3 separate regions of the Mus musculus genome follow, and all the other regions are linked to region 3. A link is a contact called in ENCODE Hi-C or POLR2A ChIA-PET data. All regions are on one chromosome and are shown on one strand. The core of a region is the stretch at or near the end of the contact, and the rest is flanking DNA. Distances in the headings are between cores, read along the strand shown.

What was found. Hi-C counts contacts between places; a loop is a spot of excess contacts on that map. ChIA-PET counts read pairs that join two places held with the same protein, here RNA polymerase II (POLR2A).
Region 1: POLR2A ChIA-PET joins it to region 3 with 53 read pairs in embryonic stem cell. The contact joins the promoter of Zswim3 here to the promoter of Ube2c in region 3. A Hi-C loop is called at or near these places in 1 of 37 maps with a recorded cell type or tissue (gastrocnemius). POLR2A ChIA-PET finds 5 or more read pairs at or near these places in 4 of 5 experiments (Patski and embryonic stem cell).
Region 2: POLR2A ChIA-PET joins it to region 3 with 44 read pairs in embryonic stem cell. The contact joins the promoter of Zswim1 here to the promoter of Ube2c in region 3. POLR2A ChIA-PET finds 5 or more read pairs at or near these places in 4 of 5 experiments (Patski and embryonic stem cell).

The regions. Positions count from the first base shown.
Region 1 is chr2:164,803,714-164,806,413 of GRCm38, reverse strand. Zswim3 (zinc finger SWIM-type containing 3) reads right to left here and starts at 1,300. Exons shown (of 2, transcript NM_178375.2): 1 at 983-1,300. The coding sequence starts at 1,137. It overlaps Acot8 (acyl-CoA thioesterase 8), which reads left to right and starts at 1,533. Exons shown (of 6, transcript NM_133240.2): 1 at 1,533-1,724. The coding sequence starts at 1,597.
Region 2 is chr2:164,821,435-164,824,134 of GRCm38, reverse strand. It overlaps Zswim1 (zinc finger SWIM-type containing 1), which reads right to left and starts at 1,449. Exons shown (of 2, transcript NM_028028.2): 1 at 935-1,449. Zswim3 (zinc finger SWIM-type containing 3) reads right to left here. Exons shown (of 2, transcript NM_178375.2): 2 at 2,008-2,700. The coding sequence ends at 2,446.
Region 3 is chr2:164,768,596-164,771,295 of GRCm38, reverse strand. It overlaps Ube2c (ubiquitin-conjugating enzyme E2C), which reads right to left and starts at 1,367. Exons shown (of 6, transcript NM_026785.2): 1 at 1,216-1,367; 2 at 902-929; 3 at 1-3. The coding sequence starts at 1,316.

The DNA of each region.
Region 1 (2,700 bases), core at 51-2,550, 35 kb before region 3:
ATTAAAACTTGAATTGACTTTCAAATTGATTCATATGATTAGATTTCACAGCAAAAGACTGGGCACACAAACCTTCCTTTTTACGAAGGGGCGGGGCTGCTTCCCATTTCTCTCTGTCTCTCCCTCCCGCCCCCCAACTCCCCACTTTGGTTTTTCAAGACAGGTTTTCTCTGTGTAGCCCTGACTGTCCTGGAAGCTGCTCTGTAGACCAGACTGGCGTCGAACTCACAGAGATCTGCCTGCCTCTGCCTCCTGAGTGCTGGGATTAAAGGCTTCCACCACCAACCCCCTTTCCCTGTATTTTTTTTTTTAAACCAAACTGATTTGTCTCAAACTCATGACCCGCCGGCCTCAACCTTTTCGCATTGGGCTTCTAAACCTGCACCCTTATTCTTTCTTTCAAAGAAAAACTAAAAGCTAAATTTATAGTAGGCTGTTTCACCTGAACCCTAAAAGCCCTGGCGTTTTCATCAGCTTTTAGCCCCTAAAGTCAAATGAGTCAGGGAGCTACCACCAATAATTCTGACACACAGCCCTGCAGAGTAAGAAAGGCACTCAGGGAGCACCACCTTGGATAAGGAAGGTGTTTGAAAACGGCTGTATCTGGAGCTCAAGAATCATTTACAAAATCAATCACCGAAAAGAACCAACCAACCAACCAATGAGCACCATTACTGCTTTGTAAAGAGGAGGCTAATGGAGGAAATTATTACTAAGGCGTTTCAATTCACTCCTCAACCAGCCTTGCGCTTGAGATAGATTCTCTCAACAAACAAATAAAACGGAAAAACAACAAGATGCAGTTACTGCGAATTCCCAGGAAAGCTCGTGAATGAAGGAGTGGGAGCAAGCGCGGCGGGTAGCAAAGGCCACGCCGGTGAGGTTTCCCTCGTTTTTCCGCAGGCACGGGGAACGTGGCTCCTCCATGCACGCCCTCCTCCTCCAGGCAGCCCTCCTCCCCACCCTCCTGCCCCGCCCTTACAGGATATCCTCGCGGAAAGAGGTGCCGTTGTTGAGGTTATGGAAGCGGACGGAGATGCAGTCCCTGACAATGAAGGAGCACCTGGTCTCCTTTTTGTAGGCGCTGAAACACTCCTTGAAGTCCTCGTAGGTCTTAAAGCAGCTGCCTAGCTCCATGGCCGGGGACTGGCCCTCCTAGAACCTAGAACCACGGCAGGGGTCAGAGGTCACTGGGTAACGGCTGGCACGGGCCCAGCTGCGGTCCCGAGTGAGTGGCTTACAGGGCGCTTGGGAGGAGCCCAGAACAGGAGGAGACCGGTAACAGCAACCTAGGGGCGACTTTGCTCAGTGACAGAAGAGGAAAGACGCTCATCCCTTATTATTCATCTCCAAGGCTCCGCCCCCTCGCTGATTCACCCAATCACACGCGGATGTCCAAAACTGACACAAATATCCTCCAATCTTAAGATAGAGCTAGCCGCGCCCACTCTGAAATTGACAAGCACATCGACCAATCACAATCTGCGTCTCGCTCCCCGGAGCCCTTGGGATTTCCGGCCCCTGGAGCGACCTTCCGGAAGCGCTGGGAGCCTATATAAGTTTCCGCGTTTCTCTCAACCGCAGCCAGCAGTGAAAATGTCAGCGCCAGAGGGTCTGGGAGATGCTCATGGCGACGCCGACCGCGGCGACCTTTCCGGGGACCTCCGTAGTGTGCTGGTCACGAGCGTGCTCAACCTCGAGCCGCTAGATGAAGATCTCTACAGGTAGCCGGTAGCGCCTCTGAACTAGGCTCGCACCCCTCTTTCAGTATAGAGTCGCGATTACTGCCATCTCCCTGTGAACCTCAGTTCTGGGGTTAAGAGTTGGATGCAAGCTCTGCTGCAGTTAGAAGGCATGTCCCTGGCATCCATCCTTGCTTCCTCTTCAGGAGGCGATCTGGGGGGTGGGGGGGGAAGGTGTGTGTGTGTGTGTGTGTGTGTGTGAGAGAGAGAGAGAGAGAGAGAGGGAGAGAGGGAGAGAGGGAGAGAGGGAGAGAGGGGACAGAGACTCCGCTACCCCACAAGGCAGCTTAATCTGGTAGACTGAGTGTGCGTGTGTGTTCGTTTGTTCAAGCCATCCCTTAATGTCTGGTAAGTCATTACTTATCTTTCACTGAAGTGGGTTTGTAACAATTTTTTTGTTTTGTTTAGAGACAAGATGTCACTAAATATAGTCCTGGATGACCTGGAATTCACTATATATATATGAATGGAGAGGGAGAGAATGAGAGAGAGAGTATATATATATACACAGCAAGTTGGCTTGGAACCCACAGGGATCCACCTTCATTTGTCTCTTAAGCGCTGGCAGGAGTTCACCACCAGGTCTAGCTGGTTGTCTTGTTTTGTTTTGAGACAGGCTTTCTGTATAGCCCTCCCTGGCTAACCTGGAACTCTGTGTAGACCTGGCTGGCCTTGAGCTCACAGAGGCCAGTGTATCTCTGCCTCCCAAATCCTGGGCTCAAAGGTGTGTACCACCATGCCTGTTCAGTGACAGTTCTGACCCATGCAGCCCTTACGACTTTATCAGAAGCTATCGTTCTTCCAGCTAGGTAATTACTGTCTTGGGCCAGGAGCGCTTTTCAAATTGTTCTGTAAAGAAAAAACTGACAATCTCAGGGTTGAGTGCTAGGACTCAGGGTTCAGGCTCCAGCACTGGGCAAGCCCTTTCACCTAGATTAATCTGCAGGTAGCCGGCAGC
Region 2 (2,700 bases), core at 200-2,699, 53 kb before region 3:
AGCAGGGTCAGTTCAAGGTCATTCTAGACAATAGGAGATCATAATAGCTCACTGGCAGTATAGAGGATTGAAAACACATGGCCAATCCTAGCACTTGGGAGGCAGAAGCAGGCTGATCTCTGTGAGTTCTAGGCGAGCCAGGGCTGTTACACAGAGTACCCCTCTGTCTCAAAAAACAAAACAAAAAAACCCATATGGCATGTGGACCTTCTTTTTCTACAGAAGGATTCTGCTGTGTAGCTCTGACTTGTCCACAGCAATCCTCTCACCTCAGCTTCCAAGTGCTGCAAATAAGGCATGTGTCAACATTTAATTCTTTTTTAAAAATCATTCTAAATATTTGCATGGCCTTTCTGTTCACAAATTCTTATAATTCTTACCAACTTTTTCTTTGGTCCTGGTATATACCAGGAAAAAAAAACTGCTCAAAATTTGCTGTGAAATATTGAGCAAGCCAATTGCCTTCTCTGAAACTTGATTCCTTTCACTTTATTTATTTTTTTCTTTTGGCTTTTTTCGAGACGGTTTCTCTGTATAGCCCTGGCTGTCCAGGAACTCACTCTGTGGACCTCGAACTCTAAAATCTGCCTGCCTCTGCCTCCCAAGTGCTGGGATTAGAGGCATGCGCCACCACTGGCCGGCAATTCCTTTCACTTTAAGGGGGCTAGCATGTGTGTAACCTCTCCTGCGCCTACACATATCCTGATTGGATGTAATGCTTTATGCAAATGTTTCCCATTTGGCTCCATTCACTGTCCCCATTTCGCCGATGAAAGACTCAGGTTCAAAGACACATGAAAGACTGAGGTAGAAAGCATAGGCTATCTGTCCATCATTACAACAGCTGGAAGCCGAGCTTTGGCTCCAGATCCTGATGGCATCCTATAGAGTCCCAAATTATGGATCAGGAAGGGAAGGCGGCCTCTGACCTCACCTGAACACCGGTGGGGGACGCGGAAGGCTGAGGTTCGTGTTCAAGCCCAGCGGAGCCGAAATCCACCTTCCACTGGTGGAAGCTGAATGCACTAGTCGCTGAGACCCGGCTTCACGCCTCCACGGCCGAGACCATTCGCGCACCGGCAGACGCGGCAGCCATTCCTCCCACTGGGCCCGCCTCCGACTGACTGACGTCCAGCCTCGCCAATCACCACGCCAGCTTCACAATGACTCAGACCAAAGGAGCTCGCTGTGGAACTTGGGAGTTACGGACCAATCCTGGACTGGCAGCTCCTGGACGGGGCTGTTGCCAGGGTTACAGAGGCTCGGCCAGAAATCACCAATGAGAGCTTGTGGAAGGATGTTCAAGCCCGGAACAGGCCGCCCGAGGGCGAAGCCTCCCTTCGGTCTAGGGGGCTGGAAAGGCGGCACCTTTTAAAGGCCAAAATAAAAATAAAAAAGAGCAGTGTTTTATACGGACAACATTTAGTTTGTCGGCTATCGAGCTGTCAAGCTCCGTAGATACAGAATGGTGGAAAAAGGTGCAAATGTAATCCTGCATTCTTTGCCTTGTGGAGAAACTGAGGCTTGTAATTCCGGTTATTCAGGGTCTGAGATAGGATCAAGAATTTGAAGCTAACTCAGGCAACCTAGTAGGACCAAGTCTTAAACAGCTGGGTGTGGTGTCACACGTATTTAATCCTAGCACTGGGGAAGCAGAAGCCAGCCTGGTCTACATCAAGTTCCAGGCTAGGCTTCTCTCGAAAATAAAATTAAAAAGTTTAAATTAGGAATTTGCCCACAGCGTCCCAGCAAGTGGCTTGCAGTAAAATCTAGGATTTAGGTCGGTCTTTCCTCCTGGTCCCTGACAGGACAGAATGAACAAGACAAGCTACCATCTGTGTTGTAGGATAGGTTGGTAGGAAGAGGGCAGAGTATGGGGGTGCATTACTAACCCTCTGAATGTCAAGTACCCCATTAGACAACATTCATGGTTCCTTTAAAATGACAACGTTTTGAGGCCGCTAGTCTGGGCTACATGAGGCCCCGTCTCAAAAAACACAAACGTGAAACAAAACAAAAACCGACTTTATTAGTGTGAATAAAAATACGTAACAGGTATTTTCTAAAGAGCAGCAACAGTTGACAATCAAGGGCTACCCTCCTCCCCCTCTGTCTCTGGACACAAAGCTCCTTTCCGGGCCCATTGTGTTTATCCTAACCTGGGCAAGGGTTCGTCTGTGTAGGCTGGGAAGAAAGGAGCATGCCCTTTCATATGGAATAACTTTGGCTTTGAACAATGAACAAGGTGTCTACAGAACGCCAAAGGTAGGGCTGAAATGAGGCAGGGTCAAAGGATTGTCACAGTGGAGTCCCTCTCCCCCGAGTTTTAAGATCTTCTTAGCCCTTACCTAGGAAGACACTGATAAAAATACTGACCTACAGTCTGACCCACCACTTTGAACTGTCCCAAGGTGGTTCTGAGATGGGTTCACTAGTACAAACACTTCAATCATGAACCATGGCTTCAGCAAGAGGGGGGCTGTCTGCTTCCTCTAGCTTTCCCCAGAGGAAAGGGAGGCAGCCCACGTCTCTGAAGTCAACTGGCTGCTGACTGGACTCAGGCAGCTGATAGGGGTCTGCCCAGATGTCCACAATCTTGCGCAGGGTGGAGCAGCGCTCCTCCAGCTCTGGCCCCTCGGTCTGCATCAGCAGGTTTGCCAGCTCCCTGCTTAGGTCCCGAATCATGTGGTTCTGACCTTG
Region 3 (2,700 bases), core at 118-2,617:
TGTCTGAGGAAGGAAACAACACTCAACTGCTGGGTTCCAGTGTACACTTTCAGGCACAGCCAAAGGGGTCACTTGTTGGGAGCCCACTCTTAGCAGAAAGCGGCTATCATCTCTGCAGCCATCTCAGGCTATTTACTTACAGGTTGGTACTTTTCCACCCTGACGAGAGACAATGCTGCTTTTGCAAGAAGCTCACCACAGCTGAACACACTCTAATATCATCCTGTTTTTCCCAAACACATCCTGGACTGGCTAAGTGTCTCCAGCTGCACTCCCCAGCCTGTGCTTATACACCTATAGTTGCCTTCCAATAAATGAGACTTGAAACTGTCTTGTCCCCATTCTTTGCATCTCTTGCCCCTCCATCTCCACTCTCTCTCTTGCAGACCCTGTTGACTGAACCTGTTGATTGACCGGGTCAATCACTGGGTGAGAGCCTGCACTGCCCGCAGCATACTCTGCCTCTGAATAAAGCAGTTAGAGCCAACTCTCAGGCTGATCGCCAGGCTAGGAGGCAACAGGAGGCACCTCCCGTGCTTCCAAAGTTTCCCTCCAAAATCTGGTTTTCACCAGGAATTTAAGTGTCACTAAAACATGCAGATTGCTATTTAGGGGTAATGTAGCAAAGGACGACCAGAGGAGAGAATTCGAAGGTGATGGGACCAGCAATTCCAAGAAGGGTGGGGCTGGGCAAGGTTAGAGCTGGGGCCTGAAAAGGTAAGCATCGATGAGCCCAGATAAGCCCGACAGCTGCGGAGCTCGTGACGGTGGGCGTTCAAAGGGCTTCCATAAGTGAGTACATTGCACCCATACTAGCAGGTGGCCTGAAGTAGTAAAGGAAGTTACGGATAACGGGGTGGGGGATGGGAAGGTAGGTCAATTGATCTTAGAACACACTTACCATGAGGATCATCAGTTCCTGCTGTAGCCTGCAAGGAGAAGTCGGGGTTACTCGGGGCAATGGATACTGTCGAGGAAATATATCACTTCCCACACGACTATCCTGTCGTGGAGGCCTTACCCCTTCTTCAAAGGCAGGTTCAGCTCTGGCACTCAATTAGAGGACCCAGGTGAGCCTTCGACCCCATGTTAACCCCAGCGCTCGCAGGGCAACCTATGAGAGCTGCCTGGCAGCGCCATCAGCCTTCCATTTCCTGCGTTCCTGGTACCCCCTCATTTGTCCCAAAGCCCCGGGGTGACCTCCGCACCACTCACCGCTTGCCCACAGGGCCTCGGGCGGCGCCCCCGCAGGGCTCGGCTCCTTTTCGAACCGCGGCAACGCTGGCAGCAGCTGGGTCGCGGTTTTGTGAGGCCATCCCAGAGGTACTGGCACCGAGACAGGAGTGTGGAGAGGAAAGGGCAACTGCGGGGCTGCGGGCCGCCGCCCGCGTTTGAATTGCAACCCTCCCGCTGCGCTAGCCAATCAAAGGCTCGCTTAGGTTTGATCCAGCCAATGGGACGCCCCGGAATGCTCTGCCCCTGCGCAACTGCTAGGTCCTCCCCAGTAACGCGCCACGATTGGACGGCGGGGCGTGCCTCAGCTAGCCAATTGGTGAAGAAAGCTGCCATTAACTAACGAATCGGTGGCGGATTGGTGGCCTTTGGACGACGCCGACCATTAAAGGGTCCAAGGACCGGTCCACGTGTATTCGCCGCCCCTCCCCCGCCGGGTCTCTTTGGAACCCCGACTCCTGTCGCTGGCCTGTGATTTGGCTGTGCAGCCAGGTATGAATTTGACTTCTTGATCCCTCCTGCTTTCACTGCCAAGTGTTGAGATTTCACGAACGAGTGCTCACACACCGGGCGGTGGTTGGACTTCCGTCCAAATTCGCTGGTCCGTCCAGGGACACGCCCAGCAGGGGGCACATCTTCTGGAATAGGAAGCATTTTTCTCCTCACCCTATTAAAATGTTAGTTACTTTGGGTTCCCAAGAACTTAAGCCGGGCGTGGTGGCGCACGCCTTTAATCCCAGCACTGGGAGGCAGAGGCAGGCGGATTTCTGAGTTCGAGGCCAGCCTGGTCTACAAAGTGAGTTCCAGGACAGCCAGGGCTATACAGAGAAACCCTGTCTCGAAAACCAAAAACCAAAAAAAAAAAAAAAAAAAAAAGGGGGGGGGGCCTGGAGAGATGGCTCAGCGGTTAAGAGCACTGATTGCTCTTCCAAAGATCCTGAGTTCAAATCCCAGCAACCACATGGTAGCTCACAACTATCCTTAACGCGATCTGACTCCCTCTTCTGGAGTGTCTGAAGACAGCGTACTTACATATAATAAATAAATCTTTTTTTTTTTTTTTAAGATTTTATTTATTTATTTATTATATGTAAGTACACTGTCGCTATCTTCAGACACTCCAGAAGAGGTAGTCAGATCTCGTGATCGGATGGTTGTGAACCACCATGTGGTTGCTGGGATTTGAACTCCTGACCTTCGGAAGAGCAGTCGGGTGCTCTTACCCACTGAGCCATCTCACCAGCCCAATAAATAAATCTTAAAAAAAAAAAAAAAAAAAAAAAGAACTTAAACAACCTAGGCAGGTGAGACAGCAGACTCCCGATTAGTAAACGTGGGTTCAGGGGGTGCATGCCTATAATTTCTTGGAAGGTGGTAACAGGCAGGAGTTGAAGGTCATCTCTAAGTTAGGTTGGGCTATATGAGAATGTACCTTAAAGAAACAAAAACAGGATCTGATGGTGCTCA